Regions from separate parts of the Homo sapiens genome. Here region 1 is linked to region 2. The links are chromatin loops, found by intact Hi-C in ENCODE. Cell type or tissue: heart right ventricle. All regions are shown on one strand. Links, peaks and the distances in the headings refer to the core of each region. The heading gives the core; the rest is flanking DNA.

What was found. Peaks named below come from ENCODE experiments on the same cell type or tissue, not always from the same donor. Only the 100,000 strongest peaks of a DNase experiment are listed, where the experiment ranks them.
Region 1: a loop joins it to region 2, with 3.0 times the contacts of the local background. A loop is called at or near these places in 18 of 110 quality-filtered maps.

The regions. Positions count from the first base shown.
Region 1 is chr11:77,080,615-77,085,982 of GRCh38, forward strand. It overlaps CAPN5 (calpain 5), which reads left to right. Exons shown (of 13, transcript NM_004055.5): 2 at 4,238-4,437. The coding sequence starts at 4,273. Among named protein-coding and RNA genes, the nearest start is that of CAPN5, 16 kb to the left of the region's middle. In heart right ventricle, for the core only: no CTCF peak of the experiment used is centred there; a DNase peak (open chromatin) is centred at 2,397; H3K4me3 peaks cover 571 bases; H3K27ac peaks cover 1,362 bases.
Region 2 is chr11:76,731,934-76,737,301 of GRCh38, forward strand. No RefSeq gene overlaps it. Among named protein-coding and RNA genes, the nearest start is that of TSKU-AS1, 48 kb to the right of the region's middle. RefSeq lists a silencer at 2,056-2,155. In heart right ventricle, for the core only: a CTCF peak has its summit at 2,170 (motif pointing right); no DNase peak of the experiment used is centred there.

The sequences.
Region 1 (5,368 bases), core at 248-5,247, 350 kb after region 2:
CCCCGCTACCTCCAGCAGGTCCAGGGAACAGCAGACTAGGCCACACAGCCTCCTGGAAGAGGAGTACCAACCATGTCCCAGGTGAGGATAGACTGAGCTTCCCTAAGGCAGGCCTAGGAACAGATGCCACTTTCTTTCTGTCATCTGTCACCTTAGAGGCTGGAACCCAGTAGGGCTCAGAGGAGGCTTGCTGATTGACAGCAGCTCAGAGGGGTTCCCACCTTGCCCAAGGACACACAGCAGCTAAATGATGCAGTTGGGATGCAAACTCAGATCTGACTGACCTGCCAGAAGACTGGGTTCCTGAAGCTCCCTGGTGAGCACCCCAGCCCCCTCATTCTGACCCAACTCAGAACTTCCACTCTTGGTCCACAGAGGCCTCACTGTGCAGGCTGGGTCTGACTCACCGCTGCCCTGGCCACAGGAGGAGGAGGGCTGATACCAGTGAGCCTTCCCTGGAGATGATGGCCAGCTAAGCCATTTTGTAGATGGGAACATCAATGAGCTTGTCCAGAGTCTGCAGCCTCTTATGCAGATCTCAAGCCTCCAGACTCCGTATCCTAGGCTTCTCAAAGCAGGGCCCAGGTTAGCACTGTGCTCATTTTAGGGGGTGCCCTGAGGTGGTAATAAAGATGTCTTTCATACCTCTGAGCCTTTGCGTGAACTGTTCCCTTTGCCTGGAATGGCCTTTCTCTCCTGCCTCTGTGGCCAGGCCTGTGTGGAGGCTTCCCTGCTTTCCTCTTGCTGGAACCTCTGAATGACACATACTTCATTTGGCCTTATGTCTGTTGGCTACACTAGACCAACTCCGACAGGAACCCCAAGTTGTGGTAGCCCCCCCATACCTGGCGGGGGTCTGGACACATCGTGGGTGAAGCCCAGATGTCGACTGCCTGAGACTGTCAGTCCTCAGGGCACAGAGCATGAAAGGATACAGAGTGCTGCTCTGCATGGTGGGGTCTTGTTTGTTCCTCACAGTGGCCCAGAGGCCCTGGCACATTGTCTCTTCCAGACAAGGACCATGCAGACCAGTGAGGTAATGCGGCCTGCTCAGGACAGCGGGGGCCTGGGTCGAGGCTCAGGAGCTGGAGGAGGGCTGGGCCGCAGCAGAATGTGCTAGGGCTACAGTCTGGATAGTGGGGATGTGGGCACCGGCTGGCACCCAGCTGTCAGGGAGGGGAGGAGAGGAGAGCCAGGCCTTCCCCAGGGTGAAGGGGTGGGCCCTGCTGCAGCAGACCTGAGTGCTGGCGTCTGTGATGTGGAAAGCTGATTCCCCTTGGGAGCCTCCGCCACTCTCTGAGCCTTTTTCTCTTCTTGAAGGAATTCCTCCTGCACTCACCTTTGTTGGTTCATGCAACATAACTCCTCAATCCCTGGAGCCCCACATTGGACCCTGGGATAGAGAGAGGAGCTGGACACAGCCCCTCCCCTGGAGGGGCACAGGGTAGGCTGGGGAGGCAGACAAGTCATGTGCAGATGGGATACAGTGTTAACAGGTGCTGTCCCAGGGGCACCAGGATGGCAGAGGAACAGTGTGTGCAGAGGCCCTGAGGGAACAGTCTTGTGGGAGCTGCGAGGAGCTCCGAGCCCCAGAGCTTCAGCCCAGGGTGGAGAATGGTGGGGATGAGACTGGCAGGAGGAGGGAAGAGGGCAGGCACACAGGGCAGCTGGGAAGCTCAGGTGGTCCTGAACCCCACCCAGGGGTCCTGCTCGGCCCAAACAGCTAAAAACACCAGGGAGACAGGAAGTGCTACGGGCCTAAGCTCAGGCTCAGAAAGAAAAGGCCTGGGTGGAGCAGCTTGCCTGCCTCCTGGTCTATCCGTGGCCTTCAGTGCTCTGCCTGGGGCTAGCAGAGGAGACCTGACCCTGTCGGGGTGTTGGCCCCATAGATACAGTGGGAGGTGACCTTGGGGCAGATGGAGGGTGCAGAGGGGCAGTCTGTGCAAGGGCCGGGGCCAGAAGAACCTCACATAAGTAGGCCAAGGTTAGCCTGGCAGGCAGGTGAGGCTGGAGGGATGGGGCAACGGTATCAGGCCCTCAGCCAGCCAGGCCTGGCCCTGTGCAGCCCCTGGCCCAGCCGAGCTCTCCCTTTATGGCCTCCACCTCCCTTCCATCCTCCCCAGGAGTGGACCCTCCCAGCAGCGTTGGCCCCTTCCTAGCCTGGAGAGCAGCCAGACCCTCTTTCTCCACCAGCCTGGCTGTGTGCCCTGGGCGAGCTTCCTCTCCCTCTCTGGACCCTCTAGGCTCAGAAACACTGGAATTGCAAGAGCTGATTTCTGGGCTCCTGCTTTCAGCTTCTCTGATCTAATTCTTGTAGCCTAAATTGCTTCCTGAACTGACCCTGCCGGAAACCCGTGGTGCTAATGCTGCTCCTCGGTGACTCTGCCAGAAGCCTGAAGCCCGGAAGCTGGCTCTGTGAGCTCCTCCCCTCTCTCCCTCAGACCTCCAAGGCAGGGAGAATGGGTGGGAGGGGGCAGGGCTGCTGGCCTCCGTGGGCAGAGGGGCAGCCAGAGAAGTTAAGTGGTTGGCCTGAGGTCACACAGCAGCACTCCAGCAGGCCCAGTATGGATATGGGGGCAGAAGGTGAAGTGGCTTGGGTGCAGAGCAGGGGACAACTGCTCTCAGCTCCCTTGGCAGGTGGGGGGACAATGGCCCCCTTGCCCTCCCTGCTGTCCATCTGTGCCCATGCTCACTGCCCGCGCTCGCCTCTTTCCTTTCCTGTCTCTCCCTTCCCTCTTTCCCTCCACATGAGGCCCCAGTGAGGCTCCAGCTCAGCCACGGTGTGTGGGGAGACCCTAAGTGAGAGCGGCAGGGTCATACAGCCAAGGCGGTGGCACTAAAGTCAGAGGATCTGGGTTCCCGTCCGGACACCAGGTTTCCAGGGGAGCTTGGGCAGGTCACCTCACCTCACTGAGCCGCAGTTGTATTTTGTGAAAGCTGGCAGCCGTGTGCCCACCGGCACTGTTGGCAGGCAGTACACATGCACCTCTGGCCAGGGAAATGGGGCGTCTCTTGGGACCACTGGGTGTCTTGGCCCCTTCCCCCTCACTCCTCTTCCCACTGGCATGCTTGGCGGGCTCCTCAGCCTTCAGTTAATGGGTTGACTCCTTCCAGGAGGTGCAGCAGCACTGTGTAATTCCCATCACTGAGATGAGAAAACGGGCTCAGAGAGTTCACATGACCAGTTCAACGTCACCCAGCAGGAGGGTGGTACCACTGGGGCTGGCACTCACACCAGTCTTGATCTCAGATATCACTCCCACAGCCAGCCTGCCTTGCCTTGGTTTCCCTCAGGGCTGGGCTGGAAATTGTGGCCTTTACCCCAAAAGGATTGCACTGTTACCCTGGGCAGGCCCCAGGAAGAGTAGATCGGGGACTGTGGAGCTGCACCGCAGCCCAGATGGAGTTTGAGGGATGGGGGCGTGGATCATAAATGGGGTGGTCACTCAGGTGCTTGGCCGTCCGAGCATCTCTCAGCGCACCTGATATGCAGGCCCTGCCAGCCGCTGTTCCTTGCCCTGCCCTGCCCTCCACTCCCAGAGGCCTTCCCTGACCATGTTGGTCCAGTCTGTGTCCCTTGCACTTGGTCAGCACATTGGTGCAAAGTTCAGGGTGCTTGGCTGGGCCCACCTGGGCCCCTGGGGAATGGAGGGAGGGTTAAGGAGCCATGGGCCTGCTCTCTACAGAATTAGAGACGCCTATTCCCAAGATGCTGTGAGGAAGGCAGCATGGTGCGGGGAGGACCGGAGAGAATGAATGAATGATGCTGAGAGGGGTACCTGGGGCAAGGTTTTCCCACACCAGGCAGAAATGTGCCACTCTCTAGAGGTGGGGAGGGAAACCCAGAGGCACACGCTGCTTTCCTGTGGGAGACACACCAGCCAGGGAGCTGGCAGGGCTGGCCACTGGTCTGATTCCGTCTGAGGAGGTGTAGGGAAGGCTGGTCAAACAAAGGAAGGCAGGGAGGTAGGTGCGGTGTGGGCCAGGCCTGAGCTCTGTGTGGCCTGTGGGCCTGGTATCGCCTCTGAGCTTCAGAAACGAGAGAATCCAGTCTATGGAGTCAGGCCGGTCGGTGTCTGTCCCACTCTGCTGTATACCAGCTGTGTGACCTTGGGTAGGCTCCACGCCTCGCTGAGCCTTCCGTGCCTGTGCCATGGGGCTGATGATGTCCGCTTCACAGGGCACATCAGGGACCCAGGGACTCTGTGAGTGACCGTCTTCTTGCCTTCCTGTCCAGGTGTTCCCCCTCCCCTCCCTGGGGCAGCAGCCACCATGTTCTCGTGTGTGAAGCCCTATGAGGACCAGAACTACTCAGCCCTGAGGCGGGACTGCCGGCGCAGGAAGGTGCTCTTCGAGGACCCCCTCTTCCCCGCCACTGACGACTCACTCTACTATAAGGGCACGCCGGGGCCCGCCGTCAGGTGGAAGCGACCCAAGGTCAGTGTCTGGTCCCAGCTGGAGCTGGGTGAGCGGGCCCAGGCCCACCCACAAGGCTGGGCCTGCAGGGACATCGGGGTGGTGGGAGGAGGCATCCCTGGCCCCAGGCTGCTGAGAAAGTGAGGGTGCTGAAACGGTGGGATTTGATCCGGATGGGGAGCTTGGAGAATGGGCTGTAATCCTGTGGCCACCACTGGATTGGTTGAGGCCCAGCCAGGCCTTCACCCTCTCAGGGCCTCCACTTCCTCACAGGAAAAATGGGGCAGTAACCTCAGCCCCGCTGAGGGTCATTTTTGGAATAAAAATGGGGTGATGTGGATATGACCATTTTTGATAAAATGTAGATTGACATCCAAATGTAAGGAATTTACTTTCCTGATTGTTATCATCATGATTTTGAAATAGTCATTTGTGGTAGAAATGAAAAGTATTTATTATGATGATTAATCAATAATAATAATAATTGTAAAAAGATAGTAGTACCTACCTCATAGAGTGGTTGTGAGAATTAAAAGAGGTAATGCATGCAAAATTCCACTCACAGCCTGGCAGCCAGTACGGGACCATGGATACTGATAATGATGAACAGGTGGCGTCTCTCCGACCACTCCTTTTGGTCCCTGAGGCTAGAGTGTGTTACACAGAAATGTTTGGCCTCCTGGTGTGATTTCATCCCCTTGAACCCCGATTCCTGGGTGTGAGGGTGGGCTGGGGAGGGGTTCGCTGCTTGTCTGTGGGTCCTGCAGAATGGGGTCCCTGGTGGCCTGGGTGGAGGGGAGGCTGCAGGAGGTTACTCTCCCTGGCCTCCAGGGCTGTGCTAGTGACACTGAGGGTCGTCCCCTCACAATGCGGGAGACCATGCTGCTGTCTCAAGGATGCTCCAGGCTGGGAGGAGGCTGTGACTCCCGCAGCCCAGTAATCAGAGGAGGTG
Region 2 (5,368 bases), core at 204-5,203:
GACAGGCCTTCCCTGTCTTGCTCATCACTGGGTCCCCAGGACCCTGCCTGGCATATATTAGATATACAATAAGTATATGTTGAATTATTAACCCCATTTGGTGGATGAGAGAACCAAGGCACAGAGGGGTTATTGCTTGCCGAAGATCACACAGCTCTGAAGTGGCAGAGCTGGGATTTAGAGCCAGGCACTCTAGCTCCAAAATTCATGCCTTCAACTCCAATATGTTCTGCTTTTTAATTAACATAATGTCAGTCAGGCGTGGTGGCTCATGCCTGTAATCCCAGCACTTTGGGAGGCCGAGGCGGGCGAATCACCTGAGGTCATAAGTTTGAGACCAGCCTGGCCAACGTGGTGAAACCCCGTCTCTACTAAAAATACAAAAATTAGCCAGGTGTGGTGGTGGGCACATGTAATCCCAGCTATTCAGGAGGCTGAGGCAGGAGAATTGCTTGAACCCAGGAGGCGGAGGTTGCAGTGAGCCAAGATCATGCCATTGCACTCCAGCCTGGGTGACAGAGCGAGACTCCATATCAAAAAATAGAAATAAAAAATAAAAATAGTGTCAACCATTTCCCCAACTTTTCTTTTTACTGGAAAGCATTTCCAAACTTTTTTCTTACATAGGTAATAACAATGACATGACATAAGTAGCACTTGTCTATGGCCCTGGAATATAGTCTCATCTCACTGGAGCCTCATTAGAACCTCTACAGCGTAAGGCTCAGACGAACAATGGCCTTTCCTGCCCTGTTCATTGCTGTACCCCCAAAGCCAAGCCTAGTGCATAGTATATACACAATAAATACATGCTGAATTAGTTAACTTTACAGATGAGGAACTGGGATTCAGAGAGCTGATTCTTGCTCAGGGTGACAGAATCAGTAAATGACAGAGCCCTGATTTGAAACTGGTCACTCTGTCCCCAAAGACTATTTCTACTGCATCATGCTCCTTGGCCTTTCTGGGTTTCAGTTCCTCACCAGTTAAATGGGAATCCCAAGGCTCCTTAGAGTGTCTGTCATGACAAAGGATATAATGGAAGTGAAGGTGCTCTGCCAAGAGGAAAGGGACACATGGGTTGGGGGAGGTCTTTCTTGTTTCTTTCACTGAGGCCTCTGCAGGGCCTAGTGCAGGGGAGGAGCTGGGGATGCTGCAGTGAGAGAGAGGATGATGCCTACAGGACATGAGTAAAATTGAGATGGATGGATGGACAGATGGATGGATGAGTGGATGTAGGGATGGCAGATGGATGGATGGGCAGGTGGGTGGATAGATGAAAGGACAAATGGGTGTATGGATGGATGGATAGATAGATGGGTAGATGGACAGATAGTGTCTTAGTTCATTTTGTGCTGCTATAGCAGAATATCACAGACTAGGTAATTTAGAATGAACAGAAATTTATTTGGTTCATGGTTCTGGAGGCTGAAAAGTGCAAGACTGAGGGGCCGGCATCTGGTGAGGGACTTCTTGCTGCAGCACAACATGGTGGAAGGCATCTCATGGCAAGAAAGAGCATGCAGGTGAGAGAGAGGCAAAAGGGGGCCAAACTCATTCTTTTATAAGGAACTCATAATAACAACCCATTCCCATGATAATGGCATTAATTCATTCATGAGGGCAGAGCCCCCATGAGCTAAGGCCTCATCTTGTTAAGGCCTCACCTCCCAATATCTCCACATTGAGGATCAAATTTCCAACATACAGACTTTGGGGGACACATTCGAACCATAGTAGATGGAAAACTAGATGGGTGGATGGAAGGCAGATGGATCGGTAGGTGGATAAGCGAATGCAAGGATGATGATGGATGGATGTGAAATAGACATTACTGTCCAGTGTGGTCTCAGGCTGGTATTTTTTATTTTTATTTTTATTATACTTTAAGTTTTAGGGTACATGTGCACAACGTGCAGGTTTGTTACATATGTATACATGTGCCATGTTGGTATGCTGCACCCATTAACTCATCATTTAACATTAGGTATATCTCCTAATGCTATCCCTCCCCCCTCCCCCCTCCCCCCACCCCACGACTGGCCCTGGTGTGTGATGTTCCCCTTCCTGTGTCCATGTGTTCTCAGTGTTCAATTCTCATCAGGCTGGTATTTTAGTCTTTATCCAGCAGAGGGCACCAAGGCTCCAATAATTGGCCTACGCTGGAGTTTCTTGGCAGTAGAAAGCTGCCTGCAGGAGAGCACACCTGGAGTCAGAACCAGGCCCAGCCTGCAGCTTGTGGGCAGCTCAGGCAGGTGATAGGCTCAGGACACAAAGGACCAAGTTAGGGTCCTGGGGTGCAGGGGCATAAAAAACACAGGCTTAGGGTGTGGTGGCTCACACCTGTAATCCCAGCACTTTGGGAAGCCGGGGCAGGCAGATCACTTGAGGCCAGGAGCTCAAGGCCAGCCTGGCCAACATGGTGAAACCCCATCTTTACTAAAAATACAAAAATTAGCCGGGTGTGGTGGCATGCACCTGCAATCCCAGCTACTCAGGAGGCTGAGGCAGGAGAATTGCTTGAACCCGGGAGGCAGAGTTTGCAGTGAGTGGAGAATGCAACACTGCATTCCAGCCTGGGCGACAGAGTGAGAATCCATCTAAAAAAAAAAAAAAAGCACGGGCTTAGGGACAGACCCTGGCATCTCCCTCCTGGAATGGGGCCTCAGGGGCCCCATTTTCCCCTTTGAGGAAATAGGTGCACCTTCTGGGCTTGTGGTGAGGATGAAATTAGATGCTCGAGAGGGAAAGTTTGGTATGCTGGGGGCCCCTGACACAGGTGAGGTATCTGAGGCTGAGAGGCCTGCATGACTTATTCTAGGCCACCCAGTAAGTGCGAGATAAGAGGTAAAGACAGCCTCTGAAGCTCCAAATGAGATTTCTATAAAAATAGAGAAAATTCTATTAGAGTAAAAGTGGTTCCTGGGGAATCAAGACAATTTGTGGGGTCAGGGGGGCTGCTCTGAGGCTGGAGACGATTGTTGGAGACCCTGGGAGGCTGAGTTACATCCTGAGCCTGTCCTGCCACCTGGGGTGGATACTAAATATGCACTTAGCACCCGACCAGGAGCCCCAGGTGCAAGCCGGTAGTGTGGGAAATTATCATTTTAACGTGAACTTGACTTGCACCTCCCACAGTGACTGGATGTGAATTTGCCATCTTAACAGAGTGTTTCAGGAGGCTGAGTTTTTCCTTTGGGGTTTATTTTATGTGTTGCTGTCACTCCTGGTCCCTGCCAGGGATTTATCACAGGGACCAAGCCTGTTTTGAATTGCTTCAGAATGAGCTTGTCGGCAGGCAGCATCCTGTAAAAGAAGCCAGGCCCAGTTCCAGACAGCTTCAAACAGAGAAAGAATAAGCAGAGAAAGCCAATCTCAGGTTTCCCAGAAGCAAGTGGCTGTGCTGAGCAGAGGGAGGGTCCAGCCCAGAGCACGAAACAGCGGACTAGCATTGGGTAGAGAGCTGGTCCCCTGGCTTGGTGAGGGCCAGCCTGGAGACTGGTAGAGGGACCCAAATTTGGGAGGGAGATAGTACTTTCAGTTTGCCCTTTTTGTTCTCATAAGGCAGCATTCAGAACTTGCCGCGGCACTGCAGGCCAGTATAGCCTTGAGCAGGACAGACCCACTGTGGTCTAAACCCACTCCTGGTGGGGCTGCCGCCTGAGACCACCTTTGTGTTTCAGCTGCCCCCAATGTAGTGCACCCAGAGTGAGTTAACACCCTCTGCCACCTGGAGGGTTTGCCTCCTCCACCTGAAGCACATGGCCCCAGCTCCCTGTCCTGGGCTCAAACGTGGTCTTTGCATTCATCCCTGATGAAGTTCCCCTGAGAGCATTCTGCTCATTAGTCCAACTTGTTGAGTCTCACACCTTCATGCATCTGTGGGCTCAACATTTTCTGATCTCCTGGTCTGTGCCAGCTCTGTTTTTGATACTGGTGAGACAAAAGAGACTGCTATAACCTGATGGGAAAGGCAGAGGTTTGCAACCTCGTGGAGGGTACGAGGCACAACAGGAGGTGCGAACAACCGGCTTTGGAAGGGGATCCTGTGGTCTGGCAATTCCTATCCTCACTATCCTCACGCATGGTGCAGGTTGATGAGCTCGCCCTCTGCGACCTTATCGCAATCTCCAGCTACGTGGTGGAGTGAGACAAAAGCAACAGACGGCAGGCTGGAGAGGACCTGCAACTGACAGAGAGCCAGCAGCAAAGAGCAAGGAGCAGATGGAAGAATCCAGAGACCTGTGAGCAGCAATGCGATGAGAAAGGGAGCTGCTTTTGTCAGCGGGGCTCCTGCCGGTGTCTGGAGGGCATGGGGCTGAGAGTTTGCAGTCTGATGCACTGTCAAATTATTCTCCATGGCCCCAGTGCTGTTCCACAGTGGACAGGCATGTGCAAGCCTACTTCCAAAGGCCCAGGAAGCTGAGAGGCCGAAGAAAGAGGCTGACATATCCCCTTCCTCAGAAGAAACATTTCAGAGGGACTCAAAGAGAAGCCACGTCCGAGAGACAAACTGGTGGATTCCTGAGCCATTCCCTTCCAGACCCAGGGCTTATCTACCATAGGGAAGGAATGTGTACGACAGTTATAGGGAAAGGCAGGAATGCTCTGTGAACCTGCCTAAGGAGAGGATTTAGGGTCAAGGTTTTTTTGGCCTAAAGGCAGGATTTACAGTACATAGTGCTCTTATACAAGGAATAGTAAATAAAGTAGAAATCTTAGAGGCCTTCCTTGACTGGGGTTCATCAGAAGTCATCATGGCAGATTAACATGTAAAATGGAGCGGCTTTAGCCCCCAACAAATGCCCAAACAAGGCAGACTTGGCACAATGTTTGCAGCCTTCACCACAGGCTGGCGGTGAGACCGAATGTGCAGAGCCGACACTAGGCTGTGGAGACCCGAGGGCCCGGCAGGCTCCCCTGTGCAGAGTTCCAGGGCAGTGGGATGGGGAAGGAGGCAGCTCCTCCTCCGTGCTGATAAACCACCAGTGTGGGGCACCCCACAGGCAGGCCTGTCACACCTCACTCTGACATCTGGGGCCACCCTCTGGGGGCTTCGTGCTTCCTTCATGGCTGTGCCACCTGTGATGTGCCTGCCCCCTAGACCTGGCTCTAAAGGCTCAGCCCTGCCACACCTCCCACCCTGAAAATGCCAGGCCCAGAGCCTTTGGTCAGAATCCGACTCTGACGTGACCCCTGGTGAGATGGCAGATCTCACTTACTTTATTTCTGTTGTGTCTTTTCCAGGACTGGGACCCACTGTCAAAGGTCGGCTTCTGCAGGCTCCTTCAGCTCCTCCTCCCACTGGCAAATCTTCAACATGGGTAGTCACAGTAGGCAGAGGACATATGGGCAGGCCAGACTTGTG